Regions from separate parts of the Mus musculus genome. Here region 2 is linked to region 1. A link is a loop called in an ENCODE intact Hi-C map of the cell type or tissue named here. Cell type or tissue: left cerebral cortex. All regions are shown on one strand.

Region 1 (8,000 bases):
AGCACACAGAGAAGAGACAAAGAAGCCTGCAGTCAGCACTGGCTGGGCCACCTTATGCACATCTCTCTTGTGTCTCACAGTCTTCTCTTTAATCACCTCTTTCAATGTTTTTACTTTGAAGAGACTTTTCTAAGTTTAGCATACAAAACCAGGCCAACTTAATCCCAGGTAAAGACTTCATCTTGTAAGGGTTTACTAGGCCCTCCACCTCAGGCACAGCTGTGTCAGGAATTGACACACACATGTATAAATAGGAACAGTGGCAACCCACTTGAGTTCTACAGTAGGACAAATGAAGACCAATAAAGACAATGATATCGTCACAGGTGCAAAGTGTTCTTATTCTCATGGTTTCTGTACTGGCTAGTTTTGTGTCAACTTGACACAGGCTGGCGTTATCACAGAGAAAGGAGCCTCCCTTGAGGAAATGCCTCCATGAGATCCAGCTGTCAGGCATTTTCTCAATTTGTGATCAAGCAGGGATGGCCCCTTTTGGGTGGTGCCATCTCTGGGCTGGTAGTCCTGGATTCTATAAGAAAGCAAGCTGAGTAAGCCAGTAAGTAACATCTCTCCATGGCCTCTGCATTTGCTCCTGCTTCCTGACCTGCTTGAATTCCAGTCCTGACTTCTTTTAGTCTTAGTCAGGGTTTCTATTCCTGCACAAACATCATGACCAAGAAGCAAGTTGGGGAGGAAAAGGTTTTTTCGGCTTACACTTCCATACTGCTGTTCATCACCAAGGAAGTCAGGACTGGAACTCAAGCAGGTCAGGAAGCAGGAACTGATGCAGAGGCCATGGAGGGATGTTCTTTACTGGCTTACTTCCCCTGGATTGCTCAGCCTGCTCTCTCATAGAACCAAGACTACCAGCCCAGAAATGGCACCACCCACAAGGGGACCTCCCCCCTTGATCACTAATTGAGAAAATGCCTTACAGCTGGATCTCATGGAGGCACTTCCCCAACTGAAGCACCTTTCTCTGTGATAACTCCAGCTGTGTCAAGTTGACACAAAACTAGACAGTACAGTCATGATGTTTGTGCAGAAATAGAAACCCTGACTAAGCAATTTCCAATATTATTTCCAATGACAAGAGTCTATACAACTCTTTGTTTTTGTTTGTTTGTTTGTTTTGATTTTGTTTTTCGAGACAGAGTTTCTCTGTATAGTCGTGGCTGTCCTGGAACTCAGAAATCCGCCTGCCTCTGCCTCCTCAGTGCTGGGATTATGAAGTGCAACCTTCACAATGAATTTGGGGAGATAGATACTTTGATGTAATACTATATCTGAAAATACATAAGGTAGAATAAAAAGCAATGAAATGAGAAATTAAATATGACCAAAAAACTGAAGAAAAGAGAGAAGGAAACACCAAGTGGAATTTCAGAACTAATTAATCTCCACAGAGACAAACTAAGCAGGAAACAGCTAGAATACCAATAATGTCCTTTAAGTTTTCCCAGTCTCAAGGAAGAGGACAAGGAACTACATCGGCCTGTCCACTTGATACAATCACACAGGCCTGGGGACCGCAAGTGTCTTCCCCAGTAGTCATTACATTTGACATGGGTGGAGGTCCGTCTCATTATTTTACTTGGCAGCTGAAAAGAAAAGGAGGGACCTGTTCATTTCAGTGTAAATATCACAAGGCGCTCAAACTGATGTGCAGCCTCACTCTGATCTTCAAAGTCTAGCTTTTGAACCCCATTCCTTTTGCACCTCATCCCCAGACTTTTTTAGTCCCTGCCTCACCCCACGGCTCATGCTCCAGTATCCAGGGCACCCCGCCCCACGGCTCATGCTCCAGTATCCGGGGCACCCCGCCCCACAGCTCATGATCCAGTATCCGGGGCACCCGCCCCACAGCTCATGCTCCAGTATCCAGGGCACCCCGCCCCACAGCTCATGCTCCAGTATCCGGGGCACCCCGCCCCACAGCTCATGCTCCAGTATCCAGGGATGCTTAGCTGCTGGAACCTACCTGCTTGGCCCTCACTGTCACCAGCCATTACTCAACTGTCTCACCCTTATTGAGGCTTCTAAAACTAGACCACAAGCCTATACTTCCTATCTGTAATTCATGCTTACTTCCTGCACTGAATCTGTGTGCATTTCACCTATCTTCTGTTCCTTTTTGTAGGCCTTTTGGTCAGTTTTCTTCTGGCCAAGGTACCTTCCACATTTGCCACCATCAATGTTCAATAACTTTCTGTGAAGATGACGGAAAGACAGAGCTCCTTGTTCTAAGAACATTTCAATAATACCCAGCTGAAAGAACACTGCTATTCCGGAGTTCAGCCTCTGACCTCCATAAATATTAATATGCAAATTGAGATGATCAGGTTTTCCTAGGATGTAGGTTCTGAATACAGGCACTATCTTACAAAACTTGGCATGATTGCAGATAGAGGTAGGAGCAGATGCTTCCCTGCTTGCCAGCCCGAGCCCAGCCCGAGGCCTCAGGAGCTCTGAGAGTGCACCAGCAAAAAGCACTGTGGCTGAAAGGATGGAGCTGATGCTTCACACAGGTGGGACTGCTAGGAGCTATGAGACTCTGAGCTTCCTTCTGCCTGGGTCAGTATCACAGCAGATGAGTATAATTCCTGAACAGGCTAACACCTAGAGACCAGAACACTCACATCATTTCAATGTCACTGCCAGGAGGCCATTTCTGTTGACAGCCCCCAGGAGGACCTATCAGGAAAGGAAATGGCATCTCCCAGGAGGCCTCCCACCTCTGAGCGCTCCCCTCCTGTGCCCCTTCCCAGCCTCTCCATAGCTTGGATGTGCTCCTTCCCATCTGCACTCCTTCCTGTCGGCACATAGTATTATTTTGGAGGGTCACTACACCACACTCTTGGGTGAGGGCTAGAGCTGGGTGGACAGACAGCTTCCTCTATTCACATGTGTTTGAATTTTTAATTTTAAATAAATTGCAATATTAAAAATGTAAGGATGAGCAGCATTCTGACACCTTTGGCTAATGCTGACAAAAGGCCTTTACCTGGTGTCCACATAATAGCACCTGAGTAAGTACCTGCAATGTTTTAGTGAAAGCCAAAAAACAAAGAACATACGCACATGCATACACACACAGAGACATATATGCATAAATACATACATACACACATAAATATACACACATACATACTACACTTTCACCTTTGCCTTCAATGTACTGTGCATTAAAAACAACTGTTAAACTGAGTTTAAAGAGTTGTAACCACCTCCACAATGTCTCAGTAGCTGTGTTTTCTAAGTCTAGTAACAGAAATGCCCAGATGAATATGTGCTGTATAGACTGCTGGGGAAATGGTAAAATTAGCCATTTTAATATGAACAGCTATTTTCACCAAAATTTATAATTCTATATTCAAAGGATTGTCAATAATAAAGCAAATTTTCTATCATTTAAAATATTATTAACAAGTCTCAGACTTTTCCAAGTATAATCATGAACGCATAAAAGTCAATTAGAAAACCGAGGATGGCTTATTTGTGTAGAAGGACACACACGTAGTCGTAACTCCCACGCTGTCCTTTCAATCAAGGATCTTCAAGTACCATTAAGGAAGGCATTTAGAACACAGGAGCTCAGAGCAAGAGCAGACAGAGAACATCGTGCTGCTCACCATGTGTCAGTGCCCCCACAAGGGCGCCTCTGACTCACAAGCAGCACACCCACTGTGACAGAGCACAAAGCAGGGGAGGAACGCAGATGCACACAACCCATAAGGCTCTGCTTCATGTCCTCCAGAGCTCAGTGTTCACAGCAACAGCCGGCCCAGCACCTGCTTCTGGAAACCCTGCCCCAGACATGCAATGCTTTTCCTCTTCTGGGTTGATGTCTGGCATTTAATTCAACCTCTGGAAAATGACACCCACTAACATGCATGAACACTAGAAGGGAGTGGCACATTCAAGAACAAGACAGAGGTGGGGTGAGATGTCAGCAGGTTACTGACTATATCAGTAGTATCTCAGAGCTAGCCACTTTAAACTACTTAGTTCATGTCTGCATTAGGCTGCTAAGCAGCAAATGGAGCTTCAAAGAGATACAAGCTAAAAGATGCCATCTTTCTGAAGTTGATTTGCAAACATCTCACGTTCTACCAAAAGTATCAACTGTGATATTAATACTGGCAAGTGTGCACACTCCTACTCAAATTATAAAATTCAGGCAAATATGTAATTTAAAGTCAGCTAACAAAAGAATCATTTAGTCTCTCAAATTGAAGTCTTCAGTGTACCAGTTTATAATTATATTAATTTAGATTATATCAAAGTTGTTCTACCATATACAAAAAACTTAAATTTCACAGAATTGGGTTTTTTACTTGTAATATTATAAATTTCAGACTGATATGGTACCTTGTGCTTGTAACCATAGCACCGTAGAGGCAGAGGCAGGCGTATGTTACAGAGTGTGAGGCCAGCCTACTCGAGAGTGTAAGCTCTCAGCTTGTTAGCACTACATGGGGGAAACCCTATCTCAAAATTAAGAAACTGCCAGGTGGTGGTGGTGGTGGTGCATGCCTTTAAAACCCAACACTTGGAAGGCAAAGCAGGCAGATCTCTGTGAGTTCAAGGCCATCCTGGTCTACAGAGTGAAGCAAGTTCCTGGACAACCAGGGCTGCACAGAGAAACCCTGTGTCAAAACCAAACAAAAAAACTAAACCAGATATACCAGTTGCACATTTGTATAAGCAGTACTTTGAGAATTACTTCCTGTCCTTTTCTTGACTTCAGCACTGACTACTGTGGAGTGATACTCATCTGGAAATAGGTGAACTCTATGTAAGGAAAGATGACAATTCATATTTTAAGGCTCTCTTCAGCCAGGAGCCACATTCTTTAGTCCTTTGTCAGCTGTGTTTTCTCTGTCTCTGTGAAAACTCGAAGGGCTAGTAGGACCCAGGGCCCAAATGGAGCGACTTAGTTACCAAGAAACCTGGGGCTATCACTGCCTGAGGCTGTGCAGGTAAATTCAGAGCTGTCAGGGCACATGACTGACATCGATAATGTTAAAATCAAATGAAAACATTAGATTTCAAAATGAAGAAGAGTAAATGCTTACTTTTTAATATAATTACTCTTTTGGCAAAAACATGCAATGAAACCTGACTTCAGGAATTACAGAATAGAATAATTAAAAAAAAATCTGGTAACTGAAAGATTTCTCCTGGATGCTCTTATGAGATGGATATTAATAACCATATCTGGACTCCTAACCCCAAATATTCAGACATATAAACCACATAAACTTGATTTTCTCTTTGAAATCATACTATTAAGGTAAGATATATTTTCACAATGTCTAAAACCCACATTAACCCTGCAATAATCCTAAGAGTTTCAAAGCTATAACTCATTTTTAAATTCAGTTAGCTTTGTAGGTTTGTTAAGGGCCATGTATCTGTGTCACCTGAAAACCAGTATGAAATCACTTCTCTGGAGACGTGGACTCAAAAAAGGGGTAGTGGCCAGATTCTAGTGAGAACAGAGTGGAAATTGCTGGCCTGCAAGCCTTTCTAAAACCCTGGTAGTTGGTGGTTCCTAGTGTGCAGGCTGCTGCCCACTGTCCTGTCTGAGCTAACAACAGCCTCTCAAAACAAGTAACAGTGGCCTGGACTCTAAGCATTCCTTAAGTCTGTCTTTTGTCAAAAACAGACCCTGTCTTCATCTGCAAATCAGGGGTCATCTGGTTCTAACGCTGTCCTGCTCTAGTAATGACTGTTCACTGCCATTTAAAACAGTCATTGGTTTTATGTAGCCGAGAGTCAGGAAGCAAGCAGGTAAAGAATTCCTAACTCAAGAGATGATGTGAACCAAGATAGAGTCCACTCAGAGTATTCAAATTACTCAGGACTCCTCAAATGCTTACACTCTCAAACATACATATACTTTGGGTTTATAATTCCAGAGAGCTTCCTTATCTGATCAGGGCAGGAGAGTTTTAAATCTTTGCCAATTACAGTTTGCACACTGGACACTACAGTTACTGACCTTGTTTAAAATGGACATGGCAATAGCATGGGAAGAACACACGGCAATGTCAGGCCAAATGCTGACATCTGGAAAGTATTTGGTGAATATAAGAAATATATTACTGCCCTAATCATATAAGAACAAACACTACTTGTCCATTTCATTATTGTAGCTTTTTATTTACAAAAGGGACACAACAATACTATTTTGAAGTAGTATGAGTATATTATAAGAACTTTAAATACTCAAGCAAAAAAGGTAACAATTATGTTTCCTATAGTCAGAAGCAGAAATGTCCTCCACAGCCCCTGGGTCTGGCTGGGCTCCATTATGGTAGCATCGGGAAGTAGTGGAGGGCTGGACAGGTGAAGCAGCTTGCCCAGCAGCCGGGTCCCAGGCAGGCCATGGGACCCAGGGAGAGCTGGGAAGGATACCAGGAGTGAGTCCTGCCTCTCCTCCTTAATTCCTAATCATGAAACCAATACTCTGCCTGATGCTGGGCTCCTGTCAGGAGGGGCCACTCCAAGCCAAACTTAACAGAGGAGGTCAATCATGTGCCAGATTTCGTCTGTTCTTTTCCCTGTGAGACCAGGCTCTACTCCTGTCTGTCCCTGTGCTACTGTGAATAGGGAGGTTAGCATTGTAGAGTGGGGCATTCCTTTACTCTGTGCTATGCTGGGAGAAAGACTACTGGGCCATAGGACAGTCCTCTTTGTAATTTCTTTGGGAACCTCCCCAGGATTAACATAATGAGTTATATGTGCCTTCAGAAACATAGTGACTGAGTCTTTAGACCCCTGCAGACATCAGGGATCCTTTGGCTTCTTTGAAACTATCTATATTAACCGGCAACAAAGTAGTTTTGATAAAGGATGGCTAATATCTTAAGCATTTTTTAATATACTTGTTAGCTATTTTTATATCTTCATTAAATAAATATCTATTATGCTCACTTTGATTAAAGTTGTTTTTCTTCTACTGGATTCTATAAATTTTTTATAAACCATTTATTATATATATATGGTTTACCTACACTTTTCTCAATACAGAACCTGAACCAACTAACCAACCTACCTACCTTCCTTCCTCTCTCTTTCTCTCTCTCTCTCTCTCTCTTTCTTTCTCTGTCTCTCTCTCCCTCCCTCTCTCCCTTCCTTTCTTATTTATTTAGACTATTTCCTTTCCAGTGAGCAATTTAGTTTGATTTAGTATGTTTATTTTTGGTTTTGTGGCCTGACCTTCTGGTGTGACATCCATCAAACTCACTGTGAAGGCCCATTTCCTTGGGATTCCCCCAGGCTCTGTTCCATGATGTATATCACTTGACATTGAGGATCTCAGTCTGCTTTTAATTGGTTTTTGTGTAGGATATGAGTCTTGACTTCATTCTTTGCATATAGAAATCTCCAATTTTCCCTGTACCATTTATGAAAGAAACCATTATTTCTTTACTATGTCCTCTTGCTTCTCCTGACAAGAATATGTTGAGCATACATTGTCTTCATTGCTTCTGGGGACCTTTAAAATGATTGCTATCAAGATGGTGTGATACCATGTAGCATGAAGAAACCCAAGAACAGAAAAGAGAGATGTGGATCAGAGTCAAACAAACTATTAAAATTAGAAACTTTTGTAGTAAATGGAAAAATCTTTGTGGCTTCGTGCTCAAAGTTATCTTAGAAATACTACCAAAAGCATCATCCATAAAAAAAATTAAATTTCATCAAAATTAAACACATTTGTTCTTCAAAAAATACTTAAAAAATAGATCTGGATAAATCATAAGAGAAAAAGGATAGATATTCACCTAAAGTATGAAAGAATAAAAAAGCAAATGATCCAACTTAAAAAAGTAGACAATGATTACAAAGATACTAGACCAAAGAAGTTCCAGAAATGTTTTACCCTACCACACATAAAAGACGCTCTGTGTTTTTATGCAGCCAAGAAAGGTAGTTAAAGCCCTAAAAAAGCCAGGTTTGGGAGTCATCACCTCTAATCTCAGGACTTT
Region 2 (8,000 bases), 93 kb before region 1:
TGGCTTTTAAATCAGGGTCTTTTCTTATACAGAAATGACATTTTGGGTTCTCAAAAAAGTATGTATTCAGACTTGACATGAAACTAATAAGCCCAGAAAAATATAAAGTAAAAATCTAATAAAATATTCTAATGGTATAGTAAATCTGTTAATAAGAGGAAATACTTTATTTTCATAGTAAACTCTCATGCCACTTTAATGATCAATTTTCATATAAAACTTTTGATCCAATCTACTGAAGATGCTGACACATAAGCGAGCTGGGTCTCTGCAGCTCTTTCTTGGCTGCTCTGCTGTTTTGTATGAGGGCTCTGATCTCCAATAGGAAAGCCTGACTTCCCATGACAATCACATCTACTGACAAGTGGCAGGGAGAATGCCAACGGTGTGACACACAGAGCATGCTGAAAGGAAGGGGCTCAGGCAGATAGCCCTTAGGTGTCACTCTGCTTCAAGGACACATGCATGAAGGACGGTCACACACATTAAGATGATAGTCAGGCACGCTTGCAGAGCATGTGACGATCACACTGCACAGCAGACCTGACCTGCTGTACCTCCTGCTCCCTGCCCGAATGCTGGCGTGCAGCATGTTAGATTGCAACTGACAGGCTTGCTTGACAACAGTCGTAGCACAGTGCTGTGGTGACGTCAGAGGAGCTAGCTGACGGAAACTGGCTAACAGAGAAGGAAACTTGGTTGTTTTAGGAAATTAGCACACTCTCAGTCATAGGAATTCTGTTTTCTCTGTGAGACTCACACTGAATGACTGCAGGCTGTGTGGATGGATGTTTGTGAGAAGGTGGCCAGCTATGACTCAGGAACCAACTCTACTGTCCCTGGTAAGCCTTGGAAAAAGGAGAAAGAATCACATGGGATTTTCCCCCTGTGGTCCTGGTAGCAGAATGATGGGCTGAAAAAGGCCAAGTAATTCTTTATCGTCTTCCTAAGAAAACGGCATTAAGGAGAAAGCTTAGATCACACGAAGTCCGCACCAAATGTGGCCATGACAGAAAAGTTTTCTGTCTTTGACAAGCAATGACCTCCCATTTCTCAGGAAGGTTTCCTGGTGACTCAAGGTAGATACAGCAGAGGGAAGTCAGGCTGCTCATGTTCGCCAGCCTTCTCCTTCATGCCCAGCTTGCTGACCTAAAGGGATGCCGATGAGCGCAGTCATGAACAGGCCCACAAAGCTCTCAGACAGAGAAATAAGGAACCGTGACCAGGTTCAAGTGTATCCACACCAGTGTTACCGGGAAACCACTGTGGACAATTATTATTTTTTTAAGCAAGGATGTCGTAGAGTTTTGTGCATTTCTGTGCATTTCTGCAGGCTCTTTTCCCTAAATCAACTTGCAAATCAGAACTGTATTTATATGTGCACTTTTTGGGTATGGATTAGCCTCCTAAAGTACATAATTCCAATAATTATCATCGACAGAAGGGATGAATAAATTATGCTTCAAGCATAACAAAATTAACAGTAAGAATGTTTTGCATAAGCTTTCCTTAATGCATGTGCCTCTGTTAAATTTAATATTCTAGATGACTGACATGATTCTGAAAGGCTCCCGATGAGTTAATCTTAAACTATACCTCTGCCTGCTCTGGGACAAAGAATAAAATAGAATTTAAATGTTGCAGATGTCATGATGTTTTGAAAAGCCTCTTTAATTTAAGCAAAGAGTTATGATGTGAATTGCAAATTCTAAGAGCCTGGATGAGCGAGTCTCAGTGCCATGTTCTCTGTACACCAGAATGCTGGGATTAAGCTTCATGTCTTGTTCACAGAGGCAGAGCCAAGCCAGCCTCCTGTCCCTTGCTGGGCTCGGACTGCTAAGTAGTGAGAGGCTGTTTTTCCCTCTTTTTCATGTACAGAGTGTATTACACACAGAGTCAGTTGCATCCTGGAAGGGAGCGTCTTATCTCCTTCTGAGGGCCGGCAGATGCCTGGAGAGCAGGGCCCTTAATGTGAATGGCTGAGTTTGCACTCGGGTTGCCATGGTGTGTGCCATCGGAAGGCAGCTCTGCTGATTTAGCGTATCTGACCCATGGGAGAGCTGTGCGGAGGAGGAAGCTGGTTTGTGTGCTGCCGTGAATGGTGCGGACAGGCTCACTATGCCTTCACTGCAGTCTGCGTGTACGAATCACTAAATGTGTTTAAGATTACAAAATTAGTAAGGGGACCGAAATGATGGATACGAGTCCTTCTCTTCAGCTGCCTCCTGCAAAGTCTGACCTATGCTCTATACGGCCAGGCAGGCAGGAGGCCATCTCCCGGACACTGATCCTGAGACAACTGTGCACAGGGGAAAGTCCTTGACACAGCTGAGATTGAGCTCAGTCACAGCCTGGTTTTACCTGATGTACATTAGATCCACGGGCGACACTTTAATGCTGTGCTGTATACCTGTGCATTATCAGTAAGATTTCCAGGGAGTGGCTTTAGTGGAAAAGAGGAGATAGAGGTGTGGGTGTCCCTAGAGATTTTCATCATCAATGCTGACTTGACATCTGGCCTGTCCATTTCATTCACAGCAGCCCTGCACTTCAGTAGATATATGTGGATGTGTTTGTAACCATGCATCATGGATTCTGAAGACCCAGAAACTGGTACAAGTAGAGGGACTTTCATTCTGGGATTGTCTCCTAGGATGAAGACACACAATCAGAACCATGCTGCTCTTCCTGTGGACGCTAGTATCTAAGAACGTTTCCACTGGGCTCTATGAACTCCTGAACATTTCTTAGACCTTGTTAGGGAATTGAGACCCAGATATAGGGTATTCTGAAGGCGTACGTCTGGGAGGAAGGCAGGCACTCTTGCTTTCTTCTCCCTGGTGAACACTGGCTAGCTGCCCACACATGCTTCCTGTCATCCTTGTCCTCTGCAGTGTCCTGCAGAAGCTGCTGCCTCTGTGCCCTGAACTCTCTGGAAATTTTCTGTGCACCATTTTCTGTAGCCTGGACTGGGGAAGTAAAAGACAAAATGACACGGCAGTGTGATGTTCTCACCGGGCTTGTTCTGACAGAAAAGAAAGAGAAACCCTAGGAAGTCCAAATGATTCCCAATATATGATTATATTTATAGATATAATCTCGCCTTGGCAGAGTGGAGAGCAACTGTGGTGGGCACGTGTCCTGCAAGCATGCGCTACCAAGGCTGTTTATAGCACCAACCGAGGAGGGCCTGTGGCAGAAGACAGCAGCCCACAGGCTGTGCCTAGAGTAGAAAACCTTGGAGATCACCAATGGACCTAGGTATTAAAGGCAGGCCTTTTTCTTTGGCCTTTACCATTAGTCCTGTGCTTTTCTCTTTACAGCGGTATCAAATGGCAGGGTTGCTGTGGTTAGCTAATACGGCTCTGGGTAGGACTATTTATTTCTTGAATAGATTTGCCTTTAACATAGTTTAAAGTGGAACATACTTTAAAAACCCAGTTAATAAAAAAACATAACCTTCAAAGATGGTTGCAGTAAGGTGGTATAAAGTGGGGGTGACTGAGGACAGAGTCCTACAGGTGGCATCCAGCCCTGGCTGGCACTATGTGATCATCTTCTTGATGACAGTGAGCTCTTTGTGAAGGTCGTTGAACTTAGGGCGGTTTTCAGGCTTGTAATCCCAACACTTCATCATGATTGTAAAAACCTCCTCTGGACAGTTCTGTGGGGCTGACATCCGGTATCCTGAAGATGCAAGAGAAGAGTTGAGAGCTCAGAAAGGGGGTAAGGGCATCATGCTGTGTGAATGTTTGTCCCTTATGCAGTGAGTGGGGTAGAGAGCAAAGACCTGCGCCAGTGTCGTAAACGCGCTGGCGAGCTCGCACATGTGGGTGGCGCAGAGCACACAGCTACAGAGCCACGTACCTGTCAGCAAGTCAGAAGTAGGCCTAGCATATATAAAAGCCTATTTTAGTTGTTCTAAGAAGTAGCTTCCATAATGATCAAACAGACAGGGCAGGCGTGGCTGGGGTTTATACACACATTCAACAGTGAGCTGAGAACAGGCTGGTGTCTAGCAGCATTGGGGCTTGTGCTAGGAGGTGTGGGTTCAGGGAAGGAAGGCGGGCCACCCCCACACTCAGGCAGTCATCTGAACAACATCCCTCTTGTTGGAAGCTGTGTCCCACACAAGCATGTGTGGGTGCTACTGCCATCTTGTCACCCCGCCTCTGTCTGGAGCACCCTGGTGTTTCTTTACATCACAGCTTCTTGGAATTCCTTCTGGAAACTAGAAGCATTTTCACTTGGAGAATTAAGGGACTTATCTGATGTGGAATTTAACACCTCTCTAAGGCAGTCTACCTTCTTTCTCTCTCCCCGTGCTGAGAGCACCTGGCCTTTACTTACTGTGATACAGCGGCACGACTGCTATGTACACAGTTCACACTCAAGAACTGTGCAATTACGTTAGGAAACAAATTACAAAACCAAACACCCAAAAAACAAACAGAACCAAGAATGCTTCAAATACATTTACAGTTGTGTTGCCATGTTCACAGCTATGCTTAGCTGGAAGCTACCTAAGGGCCACAGGTCAGACAGGCTTGCAAATGTTTGCTTCTGTTCTGTAGGAGCCGTAGCATCCATAGTATTCCAAAACAGACTTCTCTAACATCTTTCCTCCTTACTGTGTCTTAAACAGCACTGTGATTCTTCTCCCAAAGCCAGTGTGCGGGCACCACTGGCCTGGTGGACTCCGACGTGAAGCACTAAGGCCTTGGCTCACCTCTCTCCACTTGCTCTCGCGCTTGCTGGTTTGTCATTCCAGGGTACGGGCAGACTCCTAGGCTGAAGGTCTCCCAGAGGAGGATGCCGAAGCTCCACACGTCACTTTCAGAACTGTATCTCCCTGAAAGGGAGGAGATAATGATAACCCGGTGAGTGAATGGGATGAGAAGACAGTGGCTCTGGCTACGCGTGTCAGCTCGTCAGCCTCCACACAGCACAGTCAGGCTTCCATAGGACACCACAGCAACATCCCGTTCTCGGTTCTCAGTACTCGCCTTAATGCCAGGGCTAGTAATGGTAACAATCAAGTGAAGTCTTCAGGAGGCTAGTTCAACTAAATGAGCTACAAAATGTCTTCCCTTCCCCAAGAACAAGAATTCAGCCAGCATGCAGGCTTATGTCCCCTGTGATATGTGGATGAGGATGGTGTGTGTGTACAGACACACATATGTGTATATATACACATTTATACACACATATATGTATATACACATATATGTATATATACATATACATATATACACAAAAACACACACACTTGCACATATCAATGCCTAGGAGATTAAATAAGTCAGATTCCTACAGTTTGGTCTTCTGTCTGTGTCATTTTCTTTCCAGTAAAATAACAAACTTAAAGCATTAAGGAAAGTTTCTTAACTTCAATGTTTTACTCATCACTGTTTGTAGATAGTTTTACATGCTTAAAGGTCTCATTTTCTCTACCGATAGTTTCATTTGCAGAAAATACATTTCTCCATGTGGTCTGAATAGACTGGAAATTAACATAGCTGGCTGATAAAAACAAGTTCTTCAAATTACATGGTGTCTTGTTTTGTCAAAATATCTTGGTGCACCTGTTTTATTGAGCTACATAAGCTGAACTCTTAGGAATGTTTTTGGTCGCTTTCAGCAGAAGCACAGAGATAAAATCCTACCCAGGAAGCCTTGTGGGGATGGATAGGAAATCAGGGAGAAGCAGCAGAAACGTCCCTCCCAGTCTAACACATGGCACATACACACTGTCACAACTAAACCCCACCTGCAGTAATGTTGATGGCATTTTGTTTTTGAAGTGAAACACACACACACACACACACACACACACACACAGGTCTATGTGTATATGATATAGATTGGCCTTTATCTCCAGACCCTCCTACCTCTGCCTCTCCAGTGCTGGGTTACAGGCATATGTCACCACACATAGCATGAAGGTCTCTTGAACCATAGCATTTCCTATCCATCTGCTACCCCAGGATTTGTAAATGACACTCCTAGAAAATGGTCATGTTCCTCTAAAACAGAATGGCCTCTTCCATTCTGGAAGAGAGTAAAATGGCCGAGAGTCTGCCTGTGCTGGGGTGCAGTCCTCAGCCTGCAGCACACACTCATTATCCACCGCAGCTGTGGAAATCAGCTTCCGGCTGAGCTAGGAGGTAATTACGGACATTGCCAGTGCTGCTGGCTTAGGAAAATTACTTTTCTTCTCTACACATCAGGTCTTTTCATGAAACTCATTTGGTGGCTAAAGGTTAAGGCTAATTTTGGGAAGAACTTAAGTTATGTAGACTTACATTTTATCTGGTAAAGTACTGTCCGGAGGAGATCAAGAAAGGCACTTTGTAAACAGATCCCACGTGGGCTATGCCACCTGCCTGACCTTTGCACCTGGCTAATGTCACCACTGCAGAGTAAGCTGAGGGCACTGTGCTGCTGCTTCAACGTCTGACCCTCATGGTACTCAGTGGGCTGGAGAGAAGGCTCTAAATTTACATATGCATAGAGGAGGAGCCGTCTTGCCCAGGCCAGGTAGCCAACAACATGGAAGCAGAAAGTCCTGAATCCCTCTCATTCCAGGGTCTCAGTAGTTACATCACACCAGTTAACTGAGAGGAACGTCTGCTTAGTTATGTTGTGGGCTCCACTCTGATCTCCAAACAAGCAGGTGGCCAATGGTTAACTTGTTAAATAATTTTTGAGACTATAATTACATAATTTCTCTCTTTACTCCACCCAAACCCTCCCATGTTCCCCTTCTGACTCTCACTGCAAGCATGTGTATACATATATATTTCTAAATGTAGCCTCTTCAGTCCGTACCCTGTTACTTGTGTGCATGTTTAGGGGCCACCTACTGGTGTGCTCTTCCCTAGGGAAGACCCCTTATCTCACTCCCTGCTGGAAAACCTTTTCAGTAATGGACAGATAAATGACTTTATTTCTTAGTTGAAGATCAATAGACTACCCGTTTCTTTATAAACCCTGTACTTTTGTTGAAAGCTAGACTGGGAGTGGAAGAGATACAAGCTATGTTGTCTGAGTGTCCTATTGTTTAATTACTGGGGAGAGCTGAGGATTGAATGTGAGATGTCCCCTACAGGCTCATGTGTGTGTGGTCAATTGGTCCCTAAGGGGCGATGGTGTCTGGGAAGGCCAGGAAGCCTTGCTGGAGGAAGCAAGTCATTGGGGGCAAGTGCTTATGCCTTATGCTCCAGCACTGTTTCCTGATGCAATGTGACGAGCCAGTCCCCTGCTGCCATGTCTTCCCTGCCAGGACAGACCATGTCCCTCTGGAAACATAAACCAGAAATAACCTCCTTCTCCCTTGAGTTTGATACACCCTAAGATCGACAGTCACACCTTACACCTCCACGACTTGAACATGAGCATGAAGAGGGGAATTAGGTGGCTAAAGATGGGGGTGGGCGGTGCCCTTTAATAGTGCCTCTTTAAAAATGTTTTAAGTAACACCAACAGCACAGCTTAACACAACAGACCTAAGCCAAAGCTTCTAGAAGATGGGTCCTTGGACATAGGACTGATTTTATCTCCCTGATTTCTTAACGGGAGGCCTGGGCAATACTCCAGCAGCCTGGGGCAAGCAAGAGGATCGGTTGGGAAGAAAGGGATAGGAAGTAAGTATAACTCTGAAGGACAACAAGAAGTGAGGACTTTCATGAGATCATTGCTGTCCCCAACCCTGCTTAAAAAAGCAAAAACAACTGCTGGGCTCTGCAGCCAATCTTCCATTAATAAACTGTGAGCTCCTGAGGCTGACCCTGAGGCTGTGTCTCTCTCAGGCACTTCCTCTTGGACGGGACAATCTATGGTAAGCTGGTATGTGTATCTAGAGTCTCTTCCTCAATCACCTAAATTTTTCCGAATCTTACAAAATCCATATCAAAGGCAGCTAAAACAATGTCCCCGAGTGTCAACCGAAGAGCTTCATACTTGTCCTTTTGACTTAAAAATACTTTACATCTGTCTGG

The links. A loop is a pair of places that touch in the nucleus more often than their neighbours do. Peaks named below come from ENCODE experiments on the same cell type or tissue, not always from the same donor. Only the 100,000 strongest peaks of a DNase experiment are listed, where the experiment ranks them.
Region 2: a loop joins it to region 1, with 8 times the contacts of the local background. A loop is called at or near these places in 3 of 42 quality-filtered maps.

Annotation. Positions count from the first base shown.
Region 1 is chr17:64,041,238-64,049,237 of GRCm38, reverse strand. The region is part of intron 15 of Fer (fer (fms/fps related) protein kinase); the gene reads right to left. Among named protein-coding and RNA genes, the nearest start is that of 1110058D11Rik, 5.4 kb to the left of the region's middle. In left cerebral cortex, no CTCF peak of the experiment used is centred here; a DNase peak (open chromatin) is centred at 3,685.
Region 2 is chr17:64,134,562-64,142,561 of GRCm38, reverse strand. It overlaps Fer (fer (fms/fps related) protein kinase), which reads right to left. Exons shown (of 19, transcript NM_001037997.3): 18 at 4,730-4,852; 19 at 3,066-3,687. The coding sequence ends at 3,545. Among named protein-coding and RNA genes, the nearest start is that of Gm46590, 5.1 kb to the right of the region's middle. In left cerebral cortex, no CTCF peak of the experiment used is centred here; DNase peaks (open chromatin) are centred at 3,050, 3,589, 4,042, 6,117 and 4 more places; H3K27ac peaks cover 1,911 bases.